Regions from separate parts of the Homo sapiens genome. Here region 2 is linked to region 1. Evidence: read pairs that join two places in POLR2A ChIA-PET (ENCODE). Cell type or tissue: MCF 10A. All regions are shown on one strand. Each heading gives the region's core, and the rest is flanking DNA. Links, peaks and the distances in the headings are about the cores only.

The links. Peaks named below come from ENCODE experiments on the same cell type or tissue, not always from the same donor. Only the 100,000 strongest peaks of a DNase experiment are listed, where the experiment ranks them.
Region 2: POLR2A ChIA-PET joins it to region 1 with 5 read pairs; 1 of 35 experiments calls an interaction of 5 or more read pairs at or near these places.

The regions. Positions count from the first base shown.
Region 1 is chr3:139,599,052-139,604,886 of GRCh38, reverse strand. All of the region lies in intron 4 of NMNAT3 (nicotinamide nucleotide adenylyltransferase 3), which reads left to right. Among named protein-coding and RNA genes, the nearest start is that of RBP1, 62 kb to the right of the region's middle. In MCF 10A, for the core only: no CTCF peak of the experiment used is centred there; DNase peaks (open chromatin) are centred at 3,116 and 3,476.
Region 2 is chr3:139,652,169-139,655,874 of GRCh38, reverse strand. The region is part of intron 1 of NMNAT3 (nicotinamide nucleotide adenylyltransferase 3); the gene reads left to right. Among named protein-coding and RNA genes, the nearest start is that of NMNAT3, 24 kb to the left of the region's middle. In MCF 10A, for the core only: no CTCF peak of the experiment used is centred there; a DNase peak (open chromatin) is centred at 2,104.

The DNA.
Region 1 (5,835 bases), core at 1,928-4,427:
TTGGTTTTTCGTGTCTTTTTTCCCCCCTTAGATTTCAGTGAACTTGCATTTCCTCTGGGACTAGGCTTAAAAATCAGCACATGAGATAAATTGCATATAATCAACAATATCCTTGAACATCCCTTAAATTACTTCATGCAAGATGATATATTTATACAACTGATGTACACACACTGCATCTGTGTGTAGACAATGTGCAGACAGTGTGTTAAAATGTAGAGTGTTGGTTAAGATCATGGGCCCTGGAACCAGACTACCTGGGTTTAGATCTTAGTCTTACAATTAATTAGCTTTGTAAGCTTAGGCTAATTATTTAACCTCTTCATGCCACAGTTTGTTCATTAGGAAAATGAGAATGACAGTCACACTCCTTTCATACAGGAGTTAAAAGGATTAAAGAGAGTATATGTAAAGCCTTTGGCACAATTCCTGAGACTCATATATGCCACTCTTTATTATTATTGTACATTTATATATGTGCAATATATACAGCAATGCATACATAAAATGTAATTTTAAAATAGCTCAGTTACATAAACTTGAGCATATAGTTGAGTAAATTAAACACTTGTCTGCTGTAATCCCCTCCCACCAACCTGAACATTCCTCAAAGCAGCAATAAAACTTAATTTTGTGCTGATTTTAAAGCCCCTCTAGTTGCTACGTGGCTTGCACCAGGGGCTGCTCCCTTACAACTAGCTGAAGCCCAGTGTCTACATTTATGAAGGCAGAAATGAATCTTCCAATGAGTTTAGCTGACATGCAGTCGTGTGTGACATCTTTGCCTCCTGTCATAGAGGTAATTGAGGGACCCCTACCTTGGATCAGAAGTCTTATTTAAACTAGACCTTAGACCTCAGGATTCTGCTATGATACCATGTCTGGTTCCACTTGATGGCTATTGGGATGCCATAGTAACTAGGGGAACATATGTGCAATTATATCTAGTGACCAACCTTTGAATATGACCTAGAATAATGAAACTATGCTTTCTATCTCTTCTTCTTTCTTCATCTGGATGTGGAAAGGACAGTGGCGACAGTGGGTGCAGTGGTGGTGGCTGCTTTAACAGCAGTAGTGGTGATGTTTGCACTAGTGGCAGTGGTGGTAGTACAGATCATGGCAGTAATGATGGCAGCAGCATTGGTTAGTTGGAGTGTGGTGGTAATGCTGTTAGTGATTATTGGCATAGCAATGAGGCATATTAGTGGCAGCGGTGGTAATATGGTGTTGGTCATAGTGACCGTGATGGCAGTTGTCTCGCTGGGCACGGTAGGATGGTAGTGGTGCTATTAATGTGATAGTGGTAGTGGGAATCATCGTGTTGGTCGATGCTGATCATGATTTGATGATGGTGGCACTGTTGGTGATGGTGAAGGAGATTGTGATTTCCGTAATTTAGGTCAGTGTTTTAACCTGAATTTCAGAAGCAGGAAGTTGATATTGGAGAAAATGCCCCCAAATATCTCATATACACCCCAAATTGTAAAATATTTTCCTAAGTCTGGGTAACATGGGCAAAGCATCCAAATGAAAGTAACCAATTCCCGTGATATAATTTGCTGATAGAGCTGACTGAGTATTTCACAAAGTGTGGTCCTGTGAACACTCATCCAGCAGAGGGATCCATAAAAACTAAACAAGCATGGGAAGCCCAGGGACTTCTGTCCCCTTCTTGGAGAATTACTGTGCACATTAAGGGCTCTCAAAGGATCCGCAATCTGCAGTAAAAGTCTGTTTCACTTTGTTTGCCCTCGTGTTTCCCAAACATATTTGATCACTTAACCCTTTTTCTTTGGGGAAGGTAGGTGCCTATCAATCATTAGGTAGAACAGTTAGAGAAACAATATAAACAACACTTGAAATAAAAAGAAAAATAAAACTTGAAAAAAGTTTCCCCACAGGGACTAATTTTCAGGTGCTTAGTGAGAATGGGCAACTTTAGGTTATTTTAAATGTCTTGTATTGCAAAGTGGAAAAGATCATCTTAAATTTACATGATCAGAATTGTGTACAAGGAATCCATTAGACATGTAAATTAAGAGTATTATTAGAAACAAACCTCAAAAATGAAATTGCATTAACTACATCAAACATTTACAATCTAAGAAACCCATATCCTTTTATTCTATACTTATAAAATTAGTAATTTGATCATTATAGAAAAGTAGCCCTTGTTTACGTTGGAGCCCAGTGCTAAGTTAATAAAATAACCTTGGATGACTGAAAGGAAGTGGTCTCTCTATAGCCAATGCCAATCTGTGGTTCTCCACTAGCACATAAGAATTGCCTGGGATGCTTGTGAATAATTAAAGTGCCTAAACCTCACTGCCAGTAAGCAGATTTGGTTACAATCTGGAATTTGCATTTTTGTCAATGACATCAATGCAGACTTCACTTTGAAAAATACCAGAAGGAACTGACATTAATATATTGTCTTCTATCCTGTTCATTCTACCCAATGTCAATTTTAGGAAAAAATCTTGTTTCAAGTTTCCTGTTCCTGTAGCAGTTTCAGGAGCAGCCCAGGCAAGGGAGGTTGACTGGTGGGCCAAGCAGGTCTCTTCCCTAATACAATGCTGTTAACCTCAAGGGCAGAGTCCACAGCTCCATCAGATGTGCTTAAAGAATTAAGAAAATGGCTTCCTGATTTCTACAGTGATTCCTTCCCATTTAGTGAGTAATCATTAGTCTTAACATGAATAATGCAAAAAAGGCAGCTAAGCAGTTTAAATTTTATCCATAAAATTAAGCCCTGTGTTTCACCACAGCATTTAACTCCATGACCTATTTTATTGAATCCCCCGCATATCTTGGACAGCTTCCTTGAGTGTAAATTACCATGAAGGTAAATTGAAAATGTATCAAGAAATGGGCAAGGATGTTAATGCAGAATCAAGGCATCATCGAGCTTCAGTTGTTATGAAGATTTTTTAAAGTATCTTTCCAATACAGTTAAAGTGAAAAGAATTGATTTGATTAACAAGGCTTTACCTTTCTTAGGTTACCATCTGCCTTCAACATTGTAGGTGATTCAGTTTCAATGTCCCATCCTCCAGAAAACGTGTTCCAACCTGTTCAGAGCTTCTTTCGGGCTCCTGACACTTCCCTCATGTGTTTCTGCCCAGCAGTGACTACCCATCTGGAGACTGTCCAACTCCCTTGGGACTTTATCCCCCACCCCCAACCCCATCCTGTGAGAGCAGGGCTCCCATCATATTTATTTCTGAATCCACATTGCTGGTACACTCTCTGGCTTGAAGTGTGTGCTAAACTGTCTGCTAAAGAATCAGTGTGTTCCCCTCTTGACTTAAAAGCAGGAAAGGAAATGTTATTTGTAGTGAAAACAAGGAGGCAGGTAGGGGAAAATTCAGATTCTACTGATATTTCTAGTGTGCTTTCCAACCGTGTATCTGCCCCTGAACTATCCCTATATTAGTCATTTGAGTCTTACGCCATGCCTCCGAAGTGTGTGGTATTATTTATTCTTATTGCACAAGTGAAGGGAATAGGGTATAGAGAGGTTAAGTAATTTGCCCCAGGTCACACAGCTCATAAGTAGCAGAGGCTCACACTTAGGTCTGTCTCTGCATGCTGGACCTCAAATTCCTGTTACTGCAAAGCCTGGCTTGAAAGGACAGTTGAAGTAACAGATTGCCCAGGCTCAGTTATTTGTTAATAGAGGACAGAGCTGCTTTGCCTAGATTCCACACATGGAGGATGTCCAGTGCAGTGTTGAGCAGCTTGCCTTCAGCAGGAGCAGACTTTATGCCCAGCCAGAACTGCCTGATTACAACCTGTCCTCACTGCCTGCTCCCTGGCTGCCTTTCTTCCTATGTGAGGTTCCTGCCAGGTCTGAGGATCCCAAAGAGAAGGTAATGAGTTTTTGAGGGGCCATGAGACCCTAGCATTTGGGAGTTCTGGTGAGTGCTTTTTAAAACCCACCTACTGCGAAAAGATTCTGGTCAGTGGGCAGAGAGACACAGCTGGGTGTTAAATGATGGGAGACAGAGGCTTGCAAAAAAGGAGATTCTAATGCTCCAAAAGCAGGCAGGACCCCAACGGAGCACCCCTTCCTCTGGAAGCTATGTAAGGGCTCAGACACACAGAAGGTGCTGCCAGCCAACCAGTGCCACATGTCTGAGACTCAGAGAGATGATTGCAGAGAAAGGAACAGGAAAAAGAAGAAACAAAAACATCCTTTCTGCCAGGTGTGGTGGCAGGCATCAATTTCAAAGGCCTCTTTGTGACTGGATTGAAAAAGCCAGGAGCAGGGAGAAGAATAGATCCAGGTGGCAGGCCTATAATCCCAGCACTTTGGGAAGCCAAGGTGGGTGGATCACCTGAGGTCAGGAGTTCGAGACCAGCCTGACCAACATGGTGAAATGCTGTCTCTCCTGAGAAATACAAAAAAAATAGCCAGCGTGGTGGTGGGTGCCTGTAATCCCAGCTACTCGGAAGGCTGAGGCAGGAGAATCCCTTGAACCCAGGAGGCAGAGGTTGCAGTGAGCCAAGATTGCGCCATTGCACTCTAGCCAGTGCTACAAGAGCAAAACTCCGTCTCAAAAAAAAAAAAAAAATCCTTTCTATCCAGGACCAAAGGGAAGTTTAAACCCTATGAAATATTGCTGCTTTGTTGTTTACTTTGCCAAATTCTTAAGAAGTTGCACACAAAGAAAGCAGGACATTTGGAAATAAAGAAAGAGAAACCTCATACTGACAAGCTCAGGCACTGAAAGATTCTGAAGACCAAAGTGGGCTTTATAGTGTGCAGGAAGAGTTTGCTGATTGAAAGGAAGACTCTTCACACACAAAGAAGTAAGAGAAATTGAAGCCAGACAGAAGAGCACATATTCCAAGGGCACTGAGGAGAGAGGGCAGATGATCACACTTCCAGTAATGGCCACCGTGGTCCCAGCTGGCCGACTGTGCTGCCAGAGGGCTAGGCTCCATTTTGGAGTAATGGGAAGACCTGGATCTATTCTTCTCCCTGCTCTTGGCTTCCTCAATCCAGTCACACAGAGGCCTTTGAAATTGATGGGCACTTCTGGCCAGCAGGACACAGGGCGGAGCAGTAAATAGGTGTTCTCAAATTCATTTGGATCACACAGTTGAAGAGCTCTCTGGAGAAACAAAAAAAGATGCAAAACATTAAATAAGCTTGAAGACTGATAAGGAAAATAAAGACAATGGTGCTAAAATGGCCTCAAAGTCTCAGTAGCCACAGCCAGATCATATTTTCCAAGCTTCACTTAGAGGCGAGGTTTAATCACAACAGTCTGTTTGTAAAGGCATGCATAACCATTTAGTTGAGATTCTGGTCTTTTTTATGTTTTTTCTTAACATGCTACATTACCCCAAGCTTCTTTGTTACTTGATTCTTAACACCACTTGTGACAGTTGCTCCTGATCTCTTAGATTTTTGTCTTTCAAGGCCTTTGTTTCCCAGGGTGCACTTCAGCCAACACAACCAAGGGAAGAAGAAAATGGGCAAAAGTGTGCATGAGGTGGTAGGGGCCAGACTGTGCTTGTGCCCACAGAAACACCAAGCTTCTCCCAGCAAAAGCCCCAGAACTGAAGTCTGCAAAAGGGAAGAGGCAAATTAGTAATCATTCTGTGCTACAGAGCAGCCACGTCTGAGCATTACCTAATGCTTTTCTCAATTGTTTTGACACATGTAGTTTTGTTTTAAATATGTATGGTAATTTTTAATAAAATGCTGATAAGTGTGCCAAGCCATTCTCTGTGGAAATAATGAAGTCTTTACAGTTTGGAATGCTATTAAGTCTTTGCTTCACGGTTTGTGAGGCTGCTAGCATTTTAAGCAGCAATAAC
Region 2 (3,706 bases), core at 661-3,160, 52 kb before region 1:
AAAGCAGCAATTCTGCTACCAGCTCAGCTCACCTCTGGTTTGCTGCAATCCAGCCAGGTTTTAGGTAAATAATCACAATGAGCAAATGTGCCCATCTGGAAGGACTGGTCTAACACATCCCATAAGCTTACATTTTAGTTTTCAAACTCTTGCTATTATATTGCCATTGGCAAAAGATGCAGCAGTGCTTACTACTTCCCTCCTTCTGTGGCTCGGGCACTTTAGTAATTTAGAAATGCTTCTTCTTCATCTAGAGAAGTAAAAATAATTATAATAGAAAATGGGTAATTTGCAGCTACAATGCCAGGCTGATAATCAAAACCTTGTAAATGGAAACATAAGCATATGTTTATCACTTCTTGAAATTAGAATGCAATTGAAAGTAGCTGTGGCCTCAAAGAGAGGGCATTATGGAAGGGAAGGCAGACTTACTTGTTAGTTGGAGACCTGCCTGCTAATGAGGCTTTTACGTTGCTGTTGTCTCAGGAGCAGTGAATAAAGGAAAGCATCCCTGAGAGCTGCTCAGCTTGTTCAGGGGACCCTCAGGTAATCACTTATAGACTGATCACTCTCTTGCATAAAACCACGCAGAGGCTTACCAGCCACCACCGTCAGGATCAAGTTTGACCTTGTCAACATAGAGCATAAGGCCCTTGGCAGGCTGGCGCAGGCCTCCCATGCACCTTAGCCACTCTGTTGACCCTGCTACTGCCTCAGCATGCTCCATGGCCTCTCACATTCCAAGGCCTTTGCAAATGCTGTTTTCTCTTCCCAACTCATTTACCTGCCTAACTCGTAGTCATCCTTCAAAACTCAAAACATCTGTTACTTCTTCTTAGCATCCCCCTCTTAACCTGACCGAGCCTAGGGCTCTCCTCTGCCCACCTAGGCTCCCTGTGTTTCCATTTGTGCCAGCTCTTACCACCCTGGGCTGTGACCGTCCTTAGCCTTTCTACCTCCCACCAGCACAGGCAGGTGAGCATCTAAGCATGACTGTGGTGTGTCTTTGTCTCCCTTGTTCTGGCATACTGCCTGACTCATAGCTGCTGTTTGATGTTTGCTGAATGAAGGGATTATTAATGGCAGTCAAGGACTTTGGAACCATTTTAAAGTTTGTCTTTGAAAAGCACAGTTATGACATAGAGTCATTGATAACATAAATCCTATAATGCATTCCACAGCCAGTTGGGCTGCTTGGGTCCTCTGTGTCTGTGTTCATTTTTGTGATAGGCTTAGGTTGGATCATGAGTTAGTCCTGCCCATTTTTCACATCAAAGGCAAAATTGGCCCTAGAAACATAATAGTTTTGCCTCTGTACCATAATCAGGACAGCAATGTGTTTGCTGCTTTGCATCTTATTTTTGTGATATTGTTATAAGTACTGAAGGGCACACAAATGCTTTCGGCATCTGAAGGAGGTCAGTTTCATTAATGAATCAGTTGTGAGCTCAGAAAGCAAGTTTTCTTACTTTTGCCCTTGCTTTGTAACCCAGCGTCTGGCTCTCTCTCTCCCTGGTGGGCCCACAGGCCTGCTAGTGAATGGGCATGTCTGCCAGTGGCTTAGTTTTTCATCACCATCCTTATTCTGAGTCAGTTCCAGGCTCATGGATCAGTAGGGACACACTGTTTACATTTAAATCAGACCCCTGGTTTGAAGTTGACTTTATTTTTATCTGCAGATTAATTGCCAAATGCTTAGCTTTTCAGCTAATCAGGTACCTCTCATGCTCCTATCCACAGGGAAGTAAAGGGGAGCTAAGTGCGAATCCTGCCTGAAGGATCCCATTCATAAGACATAGTGAGCATGATGGTTTTGGGAGCTGTCCCAGTGTAAGACTGTGTGTGCTCTGTACTCTACTAGCTCCTGGACACTGAGGGACAAGAGGGGGGAGCAGAAGCGCTGGTCAGAGGGCACTATTTGCCCTTGACCAGATCTCATAGCTTGTCTCCAACCTGCTGATCTACGGAATGATGAGGCTAAACTAGAAAATGTCTCTGGTCCCTTCTACCTTGCTCTGAAATGCTGCCACGCCCCAGGTTCGAGTTACAACGTGTTGCTGACTGTGACTCAAGCAGTGAGTGAATGGAAGTAGGGGAAGAAAGTCTAGGCAGCTACGGTTTGCTTGAGGAGTTTCTGGGGCTGGAATAGGGTGGGGCTGTGGGGAAGCTCATTTATCCATTCAGCCAGAATTTCGTAAACCTGGCTTATGCCCCAGCTGGGACAGAGCTAGGCACAGAGACCTTGAAGGCAACAAACTGAGCCCTCTCGGGCATCCTCCTGACCCCAACACGTGGCTACTACACTTAGCAGTCAGCTGTTTGTTTCCAAAAGTGTCAGTGCTGGCTGTATTTGCTAATATAGTCAAATAACTTTATTAAATATTATATAAACTAATGAGCTATGAGTATAAAAGGAAAGAGTAGGTTTTGCTGATAAATGATCTGTTTGATTGCTCAGAAAATAATGGCTTCAACTCACATAAGCATTTTATAACTCCTGATTTCCATTATTTTTAAATAGAACAGTTTTTTTTTAAATTATGGGGGTTTTAACAATATCACCTTTTGCATTATTCCATGGCACATTGAGAGGTGTAAGATATTTTGCATTTGAATTAAGAAACACACACACACCTTAGTCCCATGTTATTTACAGGATGACCTCTTAGGAGCCATTTAATCCAAACATAAGTAATTTTATAAAATGGAGTAGGCACAGAAAATGATAGAATAACACCAATACAGTGACATTTATGAAGCAATGACTCCATAAACTGCAACTTATGGCACCACCAACACCCCTGCCCCCGCTGCCAATCTATCCTTTCCTTTAACATTTTAACTCCATTATTTCAATAAAATGAGAGTAAAATACTTATCATGAAACCCATTTTGTACTTTGAATCTTTTTAATCCTCTCTTAGGTGAATGTGCCTCTCACTGGTGAGGCGCATACCTGCTTTTCTCTGGTCACTTTTGCTTCTGGACTTCTAGAAGTACAGCCAAAACTGTTTGCTCTCACAGAGGCAGAGCTGCATTTGGTTCTGTGGTGATTCCCAGCTTCTCTCGAGGAAGAGAAGATGCGTGGTTTATTGGATCTCAATACCCTCTCCCAGGGGAAGAGGCTGCAGGACATCTGTTTGCTTTTGCTTTCAAAATTAAAGTGGATGTAATTTGGTTTTGAAAATTTTGCAATTTCACTTAAAAACATTGCTGTTGGGAACCAGGGAGTCAATGTAGTAAAGTCCTCACAAGGGCCTCTCTTGGGCCCACTGAGAAGTGCTGTTGCCCCCCATAGGCTGCTCTTGCTCATACCCAGGTCCTGAGGGGCCATGCTACACAGCTCAGCAGAGACACCTGGAACACCTGGCAGGGTGGGGTCGAATCTCATCTCAGCTCACTCCTCCTTGCTGTGCAATCTTGGGCAAACAAGTTCAGTTCTCTAAGTCCCAGTTTCCTCATCTGCAAAGGTGGAGTAATAGCATCTAATTGAAATATGTGTGCCCCTTAAATGGTTGGAAATATTAGTCAGTGCAAATGCTTATTCTTTATCTTTCCTTGGATTGTTCACCCGGAGCCATTTAACCTCACTTCTGAGTCCCCTTACACACAGTGATGTTGATCATCTGGGTACCCACAAAATGTAAGGGGACATTACAGCCCCGGGCTGCTGCAGGGCAGTGAAGCTGTGAATCTTCTGGAATGC